2 separate regions of the Homo sapiens genome follow, and region 2 is linked to region 1. A link is a loop called in an ENCODE intact Hi-C map of the cell type or tissue named here. Cell type or tissue: GM12878. All regions are shown on one strand. Links, peaks and the distances in the headings refer to the core of each region. The heading gives the core; the rest is flanking DNA.

The links. Hi-C counts contacts between places; a loop is a spot of excess contacts. Peaks named below come from ENCODE experiments on the same cell type or tissue, not always from the same donor. Only the 100,000 strongest peaks of a DNase experiment are listed, where the experiment ranks them.
Region 2: it touches region 1 in a loop (2.4-fold over the local background); 2 of 110 quality-filtered maps call a loop at or near these places.

What each region holds. Positions count from the first base shown.
Region 1 is chr4:10,743,154-10,751,754 of GRCh38, forward strand. All of the region lies in intron 2 of LINC02498 (long intergenic non-protein coding RNA 2498), which reads left to right. Among named protein-coding and RNA genes, the nearest start is that of LINC02498, 9.9 kb to the left of the region's middle. In GM12878, for the core only: no CTCF peak of the experiment used is centred there; a DNase peak (open chromatin) is centred at 4,198; H3K4me3 peaks cover 444 bases; H3K27ac peaks cover 2,158 bases.
Region 2 is chr4:11,065,679-11,074,279 of GRCh38, forward strand. No RefSeq gene overlaps it. Among named protein-coding and RNA genes, the nearest start is that of MIR572, 300 kb to the right of the region's middle. RefSeq lists an enhancer at 298-944. In GM12878, for the core only: a CTCF peak has its summit at 5,349; a DNase peak (open chromatin) is centred at 6,933.

The DNA.
Region 1 (8,601 bases), core at 1,204-6,203:
TGCTTAGAAAAATTATGCCAAAGCAATTATGTTTGTAAAGCTGTTTTGAGACTTAGAAAGGGTAAAGGAGAGTTTCAAAAGAAATTCCCTTTACATACTCAGTTGGAAAACATTTTCTAAGCATGCACTAAGGGCTAGCCATTGTGCTCCATGCTCTAGAGATGCAGTGATGAAAATGGCATGGGTCTTTTCTATAAGAGTTTGTGGGGACAAATATGTGAGTGAATGGCTGTAATAGACTGTGAAGAGGGCTGAAAGGGAGGTGTGTGCAAAGCATGATAGTGTCACAGCGGTCATTTATGGATGGGGGATGTACTGGATAGTTGCTTTTTCAGCTTGACTTTGGTAGCCTACATTTCTATTTCTGTGTGCTGCATGAACGATTTTGAAAATGAGAATGGTGTTAAGATTGAAAATGAAATAGGGTCCCCAGGGAATAAGAGCAGAAGTGGTTTGGGGAGAATATACCAAAACTGTGTAAAACAAGAAGCACAGATTGAACCAAAATTGTTTATTTCTTTAGGTTTCGCTATAACCTAGAAAAAAAACATTCTGAAAACAGCACATTGACTAAGACTTAAGATTTGTTGCCTTATTGTTCTAGCATGTTGTTAAGTAATACAATTGTTTCTGTCTTCAATGTTCTCTAATTGCAAGAATAATATGAAAATGGCATAAAACTGTAGGGTAACTGTCAGGGCCATGAAGAACAAAGCATGTTCAGGCCTCCAGGACCATGGTTTATGCCACCTGTTCTCGTCTGTCTGCTCCGACCCATTATTCTGATTTCTGTCTTATCTGACAATGTCTTTCAATGACAAACACAAAATTAAGATAGGTTGAAAATGTAATTCTAAGCATCACTTTTAAGAGATAAAAGAAAAAATAAGCATCTTTTACTTGAGAATTTACCTGTTCACAAGTAAATTGAGTTTTCTGTTAATCTTTGTACATGTGTGGCCGGTGTGCCTACTGTTAAATTGATACAAGATCAAGATATAAAATCAATTACATTTCTATATACTAGCAATAAACAATATGAAAAGTAAACTAATAAAACAATTCCATTTACCATAGCATTAAAAAAGATTAAAATATGAAGAAATTAATTTAACAAAAGAAGTGCAGTACTTATACATGAAACTATAAAACATTACTGAAAGAAGTTAAAGAAGAATCTTTAATTTAGGGAAATTAAAGAAAAATCTTTAATAAAGGGAAAGCTATTTTATGTTCATGCATCAGAAGACTTAATATTGCTAAAGTGGCAATACTCCCAAAATTGATCTACAGATTCAATAAAATCTCTATCAAAATCTCAGGTAATTTCTTTTGAAGAAATTAAGCTGATTATAAAATCTATATGGAAAATCAAGAAGCTCAGATTGGAAGAAAAAATTCTAAGTACAAACAAAGTTGGATAACTCACATGTTTTGATTTAAAAACTTACTATAATTCTATGGTAATCAAGATAGTGTGGTACCGGCATAAGAATGGAAACAGAATAATGGAATAGAATCAAGGATGCAAAAATAAACCCTTACATTTATCACAAAATTAAAAAATTATTCTTCAAAGGACACCAGCAAGAATGTGAAGAGGCAAACCACAAAATGAAAAAAATGTATTTGTAAATTATTTATCTAGTAAGGAATTTGTATTACATAAAAAAATTTTAACCCAACAATGAAAAGGCAAGTAACCCAATCAAAAAAATGAGCAAAGGATCTGAATCGACATTTCTCCAAATAAATATTAAGTATTTCTCCAAGGAGGATATACAACTGGCCAATAAACACACAAAAATAATACTCAAACATCATTACTCATTAGGGAGATGTATATCAAAATCACAATGAGCTACCACTTCACACTTATTAGGATGGTTAAAATAAAAAAGACAAGTACAAATAAGGATGTGGAGAAAATGTTAAGCAGAGTTATCACCTACAAATTCCATTTCTGGGTATAAAACACTTGGACATAAATGTTCATAGCAGCATTATTTGAATTAACCAAAAATGGAAACAACCCAAATGTTCATCAGTTAATGAACGGACAAACAAAATGTGATATATTCATACCAGGGAATGTTATAAAGTCATAAAAGTGAATGAAGTACCCATGCATGCTACAACATGAATGAACCTTGAAAACATGTAAAGTGAAAGAAGCCAGTCACAAAATATCACATATCATATGAGTGCATTTCTATGAAATGTCCGTAACAGGCAAATCTATAGTCAAGAGGTAGATTGGAGGTTGTTCAGAAGAAGAAGTTAGGGGAAATAGGGAGTGACTGCTAATTGGTATGCGAATTTTTAAGGAGAAATGAAATGTTTTAAAATAAAATAGTCATAATTGTTGCACAACTCTGAGTATACTAAAAATCACTGGATTGTACACTTTGACACAGTGAATTTTCTGACCTATAAATTGTACCTCAATGAAGCTGTTATTTCAAAACCCTACATAAATTGAGTTGAAAACAGTGGCAGCATTAGAATCCTAGAGTCCTAAGATCTGAATGAATCTTGAGCATGTTCTAGGACAATGATCTTCAGTTTGCTTGAATCCTCTCCTGAAAAATGTTTTCATCTGTGTTAGTCTCACACCAAACACAGAAATCATCACTATTCTTTCTCTGGATGAGTTTGTTTGCATGTTAGGAAGCTTAATAGCTGCTATTATCATTGTATTGTTACATTATATTTTTATAATACATTGCATTTTGTTGTGTTTATTATGACCTAGGCACAAAGTGCTTTATATCACTAAGTATTTAATAACTGTGTCATAAATTGGTTTTGAGGTTATGGTGGGCTCCATTTTACAGAAACAAAACTGAGGCACAGGAAGTAAAAAAAATTCAAAGTCACATAGCTCATAAAAGAACTTGAACTGTGTTTGACTTCACAGGCTACTTTTAACTAGTATTTCATATTGGCCTAAATCTAAACTAAAATGCCTCCTTGCAATTGCTAATCCTTTCTTCCTGACTCCTTCGTGTCACCTGTAGAAGTCTATTCACTTACAGGAAAATGTTTTCATATCCCCTTAAGTCTTCTACACATTGAGTATCTGGATTTACATCACTTCAGTCAAGGGTTTTCAAGTTATGGTCCTGAGACCTTTCCTACATTTGTCTGAAAGTGCGGTGTACAGAGGTCAAGAAACAAGATGCAATTACTCCCAGCTGTGGTGTCCGAGGCACCTTGAAAAGAACCTCTTGCTCCTTCCAAATAACCATAAAAGTTAGGCAACATTTTGCATATTTTACAAATGAAGCATTGAACACAGAGAGGCTGAGATCTTGTTCAAGATTACACAGCCATGAAGTAATGGACCCAAGATTTGAAACCACGTCTGGTTGTATTTGTTACTACTGACTTGAATTAGTTAATAGACTAGAAATTCCCCATTTCCTCAACATTGTAGACATACAAAATCAACTACATTAGCTGGAAGGATCCTACTGGAGAAGTAAAATCCTCCTAGCAGCTGGAGGCTGTAAATCTTAGGTCTGGAAGTTAGTGTGAGGCCAAGCTTATTAGTCATAATTAGAAGTCCTTAACATTTCAGAAAGGCTCTTTGTTTGTTGAACTGGACACTTTCTCTTGAAAGGAATAATGCAAATCTTTCAATTTATTTATTTTATTTTATTCTGTTTTTCCTACCACAGTGAGGTAGTGTCTGGGTGAGAACATTCCTTTGCTTCTCATTTCTTCTCCCAGAGCACCCTTTTCATAGAATGTTTTTAACTTGGCAGTTATTTTGATTAGAGTATAAAATTCGCCTTTTATGCTGAAGGATATTTTTTCCAAAAGCTTCTAGAGTCATTGCAGCTATTTGGCAGCAGGTCGAGGATGGGGAATGTGTACCCACCCTTGATGAGGAGGCCCAAACTTTGGCTGCAAGCACTGGTAGAATCTAGGGAGTGGCTAGCAGTTCTTTTTATGTGCTAGGCCACTGGCCACTGAAGGTATAAAGAGGGCTTTATTTTAATGAGGCAGCTGGTAGGAGGGCTGCCTAAAGTCAAGCTATGGCAACAAATAAGACTGTCGGAAATGGTAAACAAATTGCAGCCCTTTTCTAAAGACTTCTCAGAATTGCCTGGGAGGTGTGAGCCTCCCCCATCCCAACAAAGGAGACTGTGACCCAAGGGACTTTCATCTGAGGGACTACTGTCGGTCTGCATTTTTACTTTCAAAATGAAAAGTGAGGACCTGAGGCTTTAGAAAAGGATGGCGATGCAAGTGTGAGCGGCTGTATCTCACTTCTCCAACGGGCAACTGTCCTGCTAGAAGAGGAAGCAAACCCAACCACCAGTCAAACACCTTGAGGGCTGGACTCTCATTTAGGAACTTTGCACACATCATCTTTGTTAATACCCATAGGAACCTTTGGTGGCAGCTAATCTTCATCAGTATATATATATACATACATACATACTTTCTATATAAAAAGGTCAAATATTAAGAAACAGACCCGGAATTTGAATTTAGACCCGTATTACTCCAGGCACATGCCATTATGTCTCGTAGCCTCACCAGAGAATAGAAGAAACATTTTATTTGACAATTCTGTTAGAGTTCTTGGCACAACTTGGAGCTAAAGAAACAGTTCAGGTTCTAACGAGAAAATTATTTTTTCTTGGTTATCTTTTTTCTTTTCCTTTCCGAGGCTCCTGATTTAACCCATTAATGGGAGGTAATATGTTATCTATTTAGCACCACTGCTTGACTTCATTCGTTTATTCACTGAACAAGCACCTACTAAGCAAACCAGATATGTTTATCAGAAGTGTGGATATAGCAGTAAAATCATAAGCAAAGTGTCTGACCCCACAGATGATGTATTTTAATGAAAGGGAACCAATAATAAAACAACATTTCAACAATACAACGGGAGTTAGTGCTAAGTGCTTTAAAATATAGAGTAGGGTTGTTAGGGAGACAAAGAGTATGCCTACTTAGGTCTGCTGGTCAAAGGAGGGTTCTTTGAGGCAATAACATTTGAGCAGAGCCCTGAATAAAACTGTACACCATACAGATATCTGAGACAATATTACAGGTGGAAGAAACCCATTAGTATCGCTTAAGCAAATGTTCCTGTAAAGGAAGGTTACTATTAGAAGCATCAATATCCTTTAACAACTTTGCATGTTGGAGAATCTTTGTCTCGGTACCATGCTAGTAGTACCATGGTGACAAGATGACTCTACAGCTGCTCCAGAGAACCCAAGAGTGACCCACAGAAGTGAGTTTAATCTGATGAATGGGAAAAAATATCCTTGTAACATGGATTGTTCTGGAAAAGGGCCTATGTTTTTAATAAAAAGTCATAATAGATTTCATACAAATTTCAGGCATTATGGGCCTTAGGCTCTCTTTCACAACAACTCAACTTTATCATTGAAGCAGAAAAGCATCCAAGACATAGGTAAACCAATGAGTTCCACTATGATTCAACCAAATGGCACCAGCACAGGCTGGTTGGGAACTCCTCCCCTGGAGTTACACTATTTGAAATCTGGACAGATGTCTGCCCTTACATGAAAGATGGCCAACTGTTAGGTTTTTTTATTTCTTTCTGGTTCTTCTCTTTGCTCTTCTCTCTCTGCCTTCACTGCCTGCTTCCTGCATCGATCCCTCCGAGACCTCATTTGGTGCTTTGCCTGTGCCATGGGCTGGTCAACCCATTTATCAATCACGTTACAGTTCTACTGAAATTAAGAGCAAAAAGGTTCTAAGTTAGGAAAAACTGTGTAAAGGGACAAAAGGGAAATATAAGTCAGCCACCAAGACAATTTGCCAATGCTTCAGAACATGAACTTTCTGAGAGGTGTTCTGGAGGCTCTGGGATCTTTGTCTTTTCCTGTGTTGTTTGCTGAAATCTGGAGGGCTCAGGATTCTGGGTAAGGAAAATGAGATAGGACTGTAACATGAAAACCCATTTAATTGGATCCTACTAACTGAAGCCTCGAAATAACTGTTACACTTTGCTTTCCTCCACAGATTGATTTTTCTGAGAACAAAATAAATATCCACAGTGAGTCACAAATGTAAATGTATTGAGTGCCCAATGTATGGAGCCCTTTCTCCAAGACCTCACTGCCGTAAATACAAATATAACTGAGAACTGGTGATTTGAAGATGATTCTTGGGATAGCGGGCTAGGCGGCACTTCACACTGGCTTTTGGGGCCACATAGGGGTGTAATCATGTTATCACCCTGCACAACCCCAGAGGGTACCATACACAACCCATTTGACCAAACATGGCAGTCCTGAAAGGAATGATGATTGAAAGCCAAGACTGAGCTTTGGCAAGGAAACCACCTCTGAATTACCAACTCATTGTCTATAATGTAATGATAGCATCTACCTCTTAGTAATTTTGTGAACATTAAATGAATAAAGCATGACAAAAGGCCTACCTCTGTGCTTGGTACATAGTAGGTACTCAGTAAAACATTTTTTCTTCCATTCAGAAACAGATAAATGAAGGTATGCAAAACAATAGTTCATGACAAAGAAATTGGTCTCAGAAAATTTTATGTAAACCATAGAAAATTGGGAAAAAATAGATTTGATACCTTTTCTCCTAGAAATCCAGAGGCAATGGGATTTTTTAGCTTTTGTTACCCACAGATATGTGTTTCCTACAACTCACTGACACCTCCTTTCCTCACTAAAGCAAAGGTCCTCTTCCCCAAGCGCTCTTGCTAAGTGAAGCTGGACTGTATTAACTTCAAAGAGTGAATTCTTTCACTATATTCATGATCTCTTGCGATATTTTTAGATGATGACCACTTACTATACAATAAACTGTTGGTAAATTGCAATACAACTATGTAGACATTGAAGATCTTATAAAACAAGAGGGCAGTTTCATTAATGACAAATTTTCAAAACACGAATCAGATTATGCAGTTAATTTCCTCCTCCTTAGCCTAGAACCTGATGTTCACTTCATGTAGCCTTCAGATCATGGTCCATTCTGTCTCAGAAAGCCCCTCCTCACTTGCTGCTCAGCAAAGCCTTCTCTGATAACCATAGCCCAATGTCCCTTAACAGAGTGGAGAGACACATAACCCCTGACTTGGTCATTCTCCTTGCCACACCTGGAAATCTGCTTTATTACAGCATTGGGAATGTAGTTGATTCCCAAACTAGGTACTCTTTGCTTTCCTTTCCCCCACATTACATTATTAGTTCTTGAATTGCAGAAAGGGTATCTCTATCTTAATTCAGCTTTGAATCTGCAGCATTCAGTCCATTGACCATGACTCAGCAGGCAAAGTGACAATTGTTGAATGAATGTTTGATGTACATAGGATGATAGCTGTTCAGTGTGGCTTCCTCACTAATGTACAGACATCTCTGGATTTTTCCTGAGGGTAGACTTTTAAATGCATTTCTGGAATTTTCTTTCTCTGTTTTCCCTAACTCGATTAATTTTTATTCCTAGGTAATTCAAATAAACTTGGCGATTTGTGATTTCTCAATTCATGGCAGATTAAAAGATAAATCAGAATATGGCATTCTTTAGAAGTGGAGCTTAAACATGAACGTTTACTTTTATTCCCTTTGAAGTTAGAGAGGGAGAGGGGATGTTGTCTGAAGAAGGAGCAATCTCCCCTGTCTCAATAGCATGAGGTGGGCTCCCGAGTGATGCGATATCCCCACAGGAGGAAACCGAAGGGAGACTGGTGAGCTGCTGGCCAGTGGCCACCAGGCTCACAGAGCTGGAATTCAAACCCATGTATGGAGAGCCAAACTCTGTGTGTGTTTGGCCCATTATGCTGTAAGTGAATAATAATGACAACATAGAGAATAGGGAAAGTTAGACAGATGTTTCCGAGACTAGAGAATTGTTTGTTGGCAGCATGTTTTATAAAATCCTGGGTTTCATAAAAAGTATTATGAGAGTTTGCTGAAGAATTTTGCTGTTAAAGAAAGCTTTAGGTGTGTTTATTACATTTCTGAGCTTAAAATGATAAAAGTTCATTTGGACTATAATTTCTGAATCTTGATTGTGTTACATGCCTCTAACATACACTTCATCCTTTCTGTGCATCTCAGGTTGGTCCCGGACAATCAGAAACCAAAGAAGAAAGCAAACAGTAGGGTTCTGCTCCTCATTAAAGGTCTCACTTTTGGTTCCTTCGGAGAAGAATGTAGGAAAACTCCTAGCACAGAGGAAATTCTGATGTATTACTCACAGAGTTTAATCAGACCATATCGCTGATATTTCATTTCAATTCTTGATATCAGGGGCGTTCCTTAAAATAGAAAATTTTAATTTCTAAGCTTTAGAATCAATAGATTGCTCTGCAATTTCTTTCACTTGGCATTTAATAACAGCACTAAGTAAATTTCCAACATATGACTGAACTCAACCCATACTGTTGACAAATTGAAAGTTTAATTTACCTGGCAGGTTAAAAAAAAGCCAACTTTTTAATTTAATTACAACACTGAAAGAACTCAGGAAGTTGAATTCAGATGTTTTAATCACTGCGATTTTTGAAGCCCTACACTAAGCCTTGTCGGGGGGATAAAGGGAGACAAATATTTAAACACAAGGGCCCTTTTA
Region 2 (8,601 bases), core at 2,240-7,239, 320 kb after region 1:
GCTGATACCCTTTCTTCCAGTTGATCGCATCGGCTCCTGAGGCTTCTGCATTCTTCACATAGTTCTCGAGCCTTGGTTTTCAGCTCCATCAGCTCCTTTAAGCACTTCTCTGTATTGGTTATTCTAGTTATACATTCTTCTAAATTTTTTTCAAAGTTTTCAACTTCTTTGCCTTTGGTTCGAATGTCCTCCCGTAGCTCAGAGTAATTTGATCGTCTGAAGCCTTCTTCTCTCAGCTCGTCAAAGTCATTCTCCATCCAGCTTTGTTCCGTTGCTGGTGAGGAACTGCGTTCCTTTGGAGGAAGAGAGGCGCTCTGCTTTTTAGAGTTTCCAGTTTTTCTGTTCTGTTTTTTCCCCATCTTTGTGGTTTTATCTACTTTTGGTCTTTGATGATGGTGATGTCCAGATGGGTTTTTGGTGTGGATGTCCTTTCTGTTTGTTAGTTTTCCTTCTAACAGAGAGGACCCTCAGCTGCAGGTCTGTTGGAATACCCTGCCGTGTGAGGTGTCAGTGTGCCCCTGCTGGGGGGTGCCTCCCAGTTAGGCTGCCCGGGGGTCAGGGGTCAGGGATCAGGGACCCACTTGAGGAGGCAGTCTGCCCATTCTCCGATCTCCAGCTGCGTGCTGGGAGAACCACTGCTCTCTTCAAAGCTGTCAGACAGGGACATTTAAGTCTGCAGAGGTTACTGCTGTCTTTTTGTTAGTCTGTGCCCTGCCCCCAGAGGTGGAGCCTACAGAGGCAGGCAGGCCTCCTTGAGCTGTGGTGGGCTCCACCCAGTTGGAGCTTCCTGGCTGCTTTGTTTACCTAATCAAGCCTGGGCAATGGCAGGCGCCCCTCCCCCAGCCTTGCTGCCGCCTTGCAGTTTGATCTCAGACTGCTGTGCTAGCAATCAGCGAGACTCCGTGGGTGTAGGACCCTCCGAGCCAGGTGCGGGATATAATCTTGTGGTGCTCCGTTTTTTAAGCCCGTTGGAAAAGCGCAGTATTCGGGGGGAGTGACCCGATTTTCCAGGTGCCGTCTGTCACCCCTTTCTTTGACTCAGAAAGGGAACTCACTGACCCCTTGCACTTCCCAAGTGAGGCAATGCCTCGCCCTGCTTCGGCTCGCGCACAGTGCGCGCACCCACTGACCTGTGCCTGCTGTCTGGCACTTCCTAGTGAGATGAACCCGGTACCTACGATGGAAGTGCAGAAGTCACCCGTCTTCTGCGTCGCTCACGCTGGGAGCTGTAGACCAGAGCTGTTCCTATTCGGCCATCTTCAAAAGTAAGTTTTTAAAAAACCTGCATGCGATACAATAAGATTTCTATAAATAAGGATATTGGAATAAAGGTAAAATACAGCTGGAATGCTAGGGTTTAGGTAGAGACATTTAGGTAGTAGAATGCACCCCCTAAAGCCCTATAATTTTTACCTTGTTCTGAGCTTCCTGAGAACTAAAGAAAAGTAAGACAGGGTTGGTTATATGATTCATGTCATCTATAAGCTAAAAATAAATCAGTTGATCTCCACAGTGGAGATCAAGATTGCATTAGATTAGGTCTGCCATGACAAAGTACCACAAACTGGGTGGCTCCAAACAGTAGAAGTGTATTTTATCACAATTCTGGAGGCTAAAGCTCTGAAAGCAAGATGTTGGGAAAACCAAGCTCTCTCTGAAATTTGCAGTGGAGAATCCTTCCTTGTCTCTTTTTAGCTGCTGGTGGTTCTTGGCATCCCTTGGCTTGTAGAAGCATCATCCCACTCCCTCCTTCATCTTCACATGATGTTCTCATTGCAGGTGTCCACATTTTCTCTTTTTACAATAACACTGGTTATTTTGGACTAGAGGCCCACCCTACTTCAGCATGTCTCCCTCTTAATTAATTACATCTGCAATGACCCTGTTTCCAAATAAAATCACATTCTGAGGTATTGGAGGTTAGAACTTCAAAGTGTGGGAACAATTTTTAACCCATGACAAGGATTAAGAAGGTTATGAGTGTAGGCTATGAGGCCAGACTGTCTTGCTGAAATCCAGACTCTAATACTTCTTAGCTGTGTGACCTCAGACAGTTTACTTCACCTCTCTGTGTCTTCATCTCCTAATTTGTAAAATGACATTCTTAAGGACATTTAACTCATGGATTTTTGTGAGAACTAACTGAAATAATATATGTAAAGTGATTGAAAAGTTGCTTAACACATAGAATGCACTCTATTCGCATCACACAGGTTGATAAAGACCAGGGGTCATTTCCAAGTTCATACTGCTACTGTGTGGTAAAAATGCATTTTGGGCCTTGGGCTTTCTCAGTGTAAACAAATGTATTTTCCTTTATATTCCAGCTTAGTTGATTGCTTTTGATATATTAGAATACATATGTATTCTAATTATATCTATATTATAAATATAGATATTTTAAAGACTGATGAAAGAAGAGAAGGAAAGAAAAAGGAAGGGAAAGAAGGAAGGAAGGAAGGAAGGAAAGAAAGAAAGAAAGAAAGAAAGAAAGAAAGAAAGAAAGAAAGAAAGAAAAAATGAAAGAAAGAAAGGAAGGAAGGAAAAGAAAGAAAGACAGAAGAAAGAAAGAAAAAGAAAGAAGAAAGAAAGAAAGAAAACTAGTTCCTTAAGAAAGTAGTGAATTGAATAAAGGCAGTTGTAAAATTAGCGCCAAAAGTAGTTGAACTATTGGTAAAAGACAATTAACCACCAACACACTACATAATCTGAAACTCTTGAGAATGGCTATTTTTTTTTCTGCTTTGTTCACTAATAAATTCTTGCTACTCAGAACAATGCCTGGCACAAAATAGATACCTAAGAAATATGTACTGAGCCCTGAATGTAAATGTGGAACTACTTTACAAATGGGCATATGCTTTAATCAAGAAATCTTGCTCTTAGTGATTTTCTTTAAGGAAACAATGAAAGCTAAGGAAAGGTTTAGTTATATTAATTTTTACTGAAGGATTGTATATAAAGCAAAAATGTTGGCAGCACCCTAAATGTACGTTAACAGGAAACAAGTTAAATAGATGACAGACCTGGAGTGATAAGATGGTATACCATCTCCAGCAGGGAAAATAATGGCTCCAAAGATGCCCCTGTCCTAATCTCCAGAACCCGTGACTTTGAAGATTTGATTAAGGTTAAAAAGCTTGAAACAGAGAAATTATCTTGGATTATGCAGGAGGGCCCAATCTAATTGCATATATCTCTAAAAGTGAAGAACGTTCCTGGGTGTGATCAGAGTAAGAGGTGATGGCGGAGGAAAGTCAGATAAATGCTACTTTGCTGGCCTTGAGGAAGGGGAAGGGGCATTAAGTCCGTTAATACAGATGGCCTCTAGAAACTAGAGAAGGCAAGGAGACAGATTCTTCCCTAGAGCTTCTGAAAGGAATGCAGCCCTGCTGACACGTTGATTTTAGCCCTGTGAGAACGATGTCAGATTCCTCACCCATAGGACTGTAAGAGAATAAATATATTTTTATTTAAGCCACGAAGTGTGTGGTCATTTGGTACAGCAGCAACAGGAAACTCATGCAGCATTCAAAGCTTTCTCATAACTAAGTAGGGCAGGAGCCTCACATAGATGCCTACAGCAGCCAAGCAGTTACATGCAATTGTGAGTCTGGACTATGATAAAACAGTAAATGATAAGCTTTTAAAATTGATACCAAGTCTGCCACATGCTGTCCAGTTACTTAGTCTGTCAAGATACTATGCAAAAAAACAGAAAAATAACTGTGAGCCATGCATCTCTAACCTCTACTGTAGTGGAAAATTTATGAGCATGAGCGAATGCTCACAATATATTTTTAAAGAAAAGTAGCTGCTTTTAAAATAGCAGATGCAGTAGAATTTTTTTTTAATCTTGTAATTGTATTTACATAGAAAAAGATTTGGAAGGATATGATCTCACACAGTAATCGTCTGGGAGGATAAGACAAGTTTTAATTTTTTTTGCTTCTCTGTATATTTTAATTTCTTTATAATGGGTGTATATCATTTTAAATATAAACTACAAGTTAAATAGAGAAAGGGGAGGTGAATCACCCCAACCTGGCAGAGTAGGCAGTGGACCAGCTTGCCTGACCTGACAATCTCAGTGTGAGCTGCATTCCAGGCTGTCACCAATTATTCCCTTCTCTCCTGGGTGCTGGTGACAATTGCTTTTGGTGCCATTTCAGCCATGCCTTATTCATTCTTCTTTGGGGCCAATTCACTTAAAAGTGTGCTGACCCCACAGAAAAGCTAGTGCTCTCAAACTACCTCCCTGGAGAAGCTCCACATTGCAGCTATGAAACAGGACTGTGCAAAACTCATAAATCTCCCACCTTTTTGAATTAACAATTCTGCAGGGTAGCAAATACAATACATATTAACTGGGTCACGTCATCTATCTCAAAGGGCTGAAAACAACAGAATTGAAACCAGAGACCTGAATGAAATCTTTCCTGTGACCATTCACTGTCTGCTTCACTATCCCTCCTCCCCACCTCACTCTACTGCTCAGCTTCTTTCAAGACCTAGTGGAGGAAAAGGTGAGGTCAGGAGGCAGAGAGACCTGGGATGGGACCCTAGCTTCACCCCTTGCCAGGCGGTGGCCTTGGACAAGCTCTGATCTTGCTAACATTCAACTTCTTCATCTGTCAAAAGGGTTGGTTATATTTACTTCTAAGTTTATTATGGAGATTAAATACATGGGAAGAATTTAGCACAATGAGCACATTGTAAACACACGACATGTGATCACTTATTAATTATTCATTATTTTTATTGTTATCATCATTGTTGTACAGTTTATCTCTCTGGATGACTTCCTAGAAAATATCACCCCCAAATGTAGATTGGCTTCTGAAGATGGCTTGTTTCATGGTCTGTGGAAATATTAAACACAAATATAATGTGCTTTTTTTCTCACCCAACAACAATCAGCAATAGACTTCTGTGACCCCCAAATGTGTGGGGATTTCTCTCTCCCAAAAAGCAAACAATTAATTCCGCAGCAGATACCAGCTGGTTGTCCTCCAATTAAACTTCAACGCTATCTACCTGGAGATACTAGCTGGGTGTCCTCCAATTCAACTCCCAACACTATCTACTGATTGACTTTAAGTTTGGTTCCCCACAACTCCCTCTTTGCATTCAGTTAGTTTTCTGGGGTGGTTCACAGAACTCAGGGAAACACATCTGCCAGATTATTATAAAGGATATTGCAAAGGATACAGATGAACAGATGCACAGGACGAGGCATGGGGGAAGAAATGTGGAGCTTCCATGCCCTCCCTGGGAGCACCACCCTCCAGGAACCTCCACCCATATGTGTTCAGCTATCCAGAAGCTCTTCATACACTGCCCCCATGGGCCTTTTATGGAAACGTCACTGGATAGGCACAATTGATAACTGTGTAGAAAGGTGATTAGAATAAAAGGGAATGAAGTAATAATACTAGATTGGGTGGGGAAACGCTGCATGACATATCTGTTCAGATTTATCTTGGCCTGTCTGTGCAGTTATCCTTTCTCTAGGACACGGGACAGGGCTGCTTCTGAAATGAGGGTCATATGATTCATAGTCAGAATGGTGGGAAAAGATTAGAGTCTTTCCTTGGACTGGTGAAAGGAGGGCAGGGGAAAGTCAGATATTCTTGTGTTTTCTGAGTCCTGCTTCTGAAGCCTAAAGCACACCAACATTTTAACAAAAGACTGTAATAAGGGCTAGGGCTGTGGGAGGTGTGAGCCAGGAACCATGGATAGAAAACAATATATGTATTGCAACATTATACATGGGAAATGTTAGTTATTGTTTACATATTTAGTTACATATTTAATACATAATAATATTGCCTATAATACATAATCATATAATACATAACAATATTTTAACATATTAATACATAATAATGAACACCAATGTTTATGTATTTAACTCAACAAAATGCCAAGATGATATTAATATAGCATATGGTATATAAGAACATTGTTATTGAGAAAATTGAGACAAAGGAAAAAAAAATAGGATAGGAAAATAGCCTAAGCTATTGGTCCCTGCCCAAAATGGCTCATTCCCAAAAGGGGACTGAATGGTTGCTAGTCTTGTAATTCTGTATACTTGCTAAAGATACGCTGCAAATTCTTTTCTAAATTTATCAGTGGCCAAAGAAGAGAAAGACATTAAGTTAGAAGAATCCCAGAGATCATCTCATATAAACCAATGAATGAGCTGATTAGAAGAGTCATGGATTTCTCTTTTGTGGTAGTGAAGCTTAAAAAAAATTCTCTCATAATAATAATAAAATAAAATAAAAAATTCTCTCATGTGCTGTAAGGACAGGGATCCTGATTAAATGAACAATATTTTCCACCAGCTCAACAATAAATAAAACGTGTCACTTTTTGAACGAAAGAATATATGGACAAATGCAATTCTTTAAGGGGCGTGATCATGCTGTCCTGGAATGCATTTCTCAATGAACTGACTTGGTCCAGCAGCACAATTTAGAATATCACAAGAAATGACTGGGTTCTCCACCCACGGGGTACATTATCTCGAATCTAAAAGAGAATGGTGCTCAGCATTTAACAAAAAGTTCAAGTCACATCTCAGTCACTCAATGGTCTTGTGCCTTGAAGTCGCTGAACATTTTTGAGCTTCTGTTTCCTGACCTTCAAACTGGAGAAACAAATAGTATAAGGTTATGTCCTTTCTGAGAGTAGTGTGAGAAATAAATCCAATTTTAAAAATAAAGTACAGAATATGTAGTAGTTGTTCAATAAATAATAGATCTATCTTTCTTCTACAATTTCCTAACCCTTCAGTCATTAAAAAAAAAAAAGTCACTGCAGATGAGCATGAAACTTATTTCACAGACTTTTAGGAAATACCAAATGAGACCAAGAAGGTGAAAATATTTCTGACCAAGGAAACATTGAAACCAACCATCCTGCGGCTTCATTCTCACAACCGAGGCCCTTACAGTCACTTACATAAAGCCATCTGTGTCTCCGTTTCCTCATTTGCATAGCAGAGATAATTAGAATACCTACACCTTAGGCTTATTGCAAGAATGAATTGGATCACCACTCTTCAACATTTAGTTGCTGCTGGATATAAGAACGGCATTCTTGGGAAATCGCTCTTGAAATCTCAGGGAGTGAGAAATTAAATAGATTTCTGCTATAATGTGGCAGAATGGAGACCACATTACACCAGAAAATGATGCAGAATTGAAAATAATGGGATGTCAAAAATGCACATTGTCAGCAAATGCACAAATAAATTATTCAGTTTCAAGGCATCATATTATTCCAGAAATTGTAGTGATGTTTTGGTGATATTGCAGGTGATTTTGTTAATATGTTAGAGAGAAACCTTCATATTTTACAGCACATTATGTTGCAGTTTACAGAATGACTTCTTTATTTTGACTTGGAAAGCTAAGTAGGTCATTGAAATTTTGTAAGTGAGCGTGGAAACCGCATAAGCCCGTCGCAGTTACGTGATAAGACCCTGTGAACTGTGCCTGCCGCCAGCAACAGAGCTCTTCGCAGACTCAGCACTTTTTACCAGTGAAAACTGCTGAACTCACTCATTTTCATCTTCAACAAACATTTATTGAATACAGGTTATGTACCAGAGACTGTTGTTGTCGGATCTGGGGATGCAGACATTAATCAGGCTGCCCTCTGCCTTTGAGGATAGTAACTTCCAGTGTGGGAGGCCTCCATAGAGGATCATTTCAATCCACGGCCCATTCTATCACACTGACTCCCTGTTTCCACCTGGGGCTCAAGGCTAACTGGGTGACTACAGATGGCATATTCTATTTTGCTTTTATAATTATGTACCCACTAGACTATAAGCTCTACGAGAACAGGGATTTTGTCTGTATCCATCAGCATCCCACTTGGAGCTGACTCTCGAGATGTTAAATGAACTTATGTGCCAATCACAACATGCACTTTTCTTAACAATATTGCAAAGTTGGGTTCATTCTGAGTCATGGCGAGGATCCACGCCAAGGCCTACACAGGCGATAAGCGTTAGAGCAGGAATGCAAACCAGGTCTTCTGGGCTTCCAGAGTTGAAAGCCATTGCAAGCTGTTCTTGTTTTTAAGAGGAAAAGTTGCCAAGACTTCCAACAGGGACTTCAGACCCAGCACTGAACAAGGCATGTTTCCCCAGTGCCAACCCCTCCCTTCAGTGAATGACATCATCATGATCAAGTTGAGTAAATCAGGAAGTTGGGAATTAGCCTAAACCTCATTTCTCTCTCCTTACCCCAGTCAGCCACTAGATCCTGCTGATGCTGTGCCCGAATATCTCTTACCCCAGCCTCCCTGTGCTATTCCTTCCTTTGCGGCCCAAGCTGCTATCTGCTCTCATGAAGACTGTTGCAAATAGCTTCCAAACTGTTCTCTTCTCTTCCAACCTCTCTCCCTCCATGCTCTTCCACAGGCCTTGTATTTAAAAGTGTAAATCAAATCCTATCCCTTCTTGCCTGAGGCTTCTTGCGGCTCCTGTAATCATCAGAATGAAGTCTGAAGAGTCTCATCTGGAGAACAAAATCCTTTGTTGATACAACCCTTGCTACCTTGTTCTAACTCTCCTCAGGT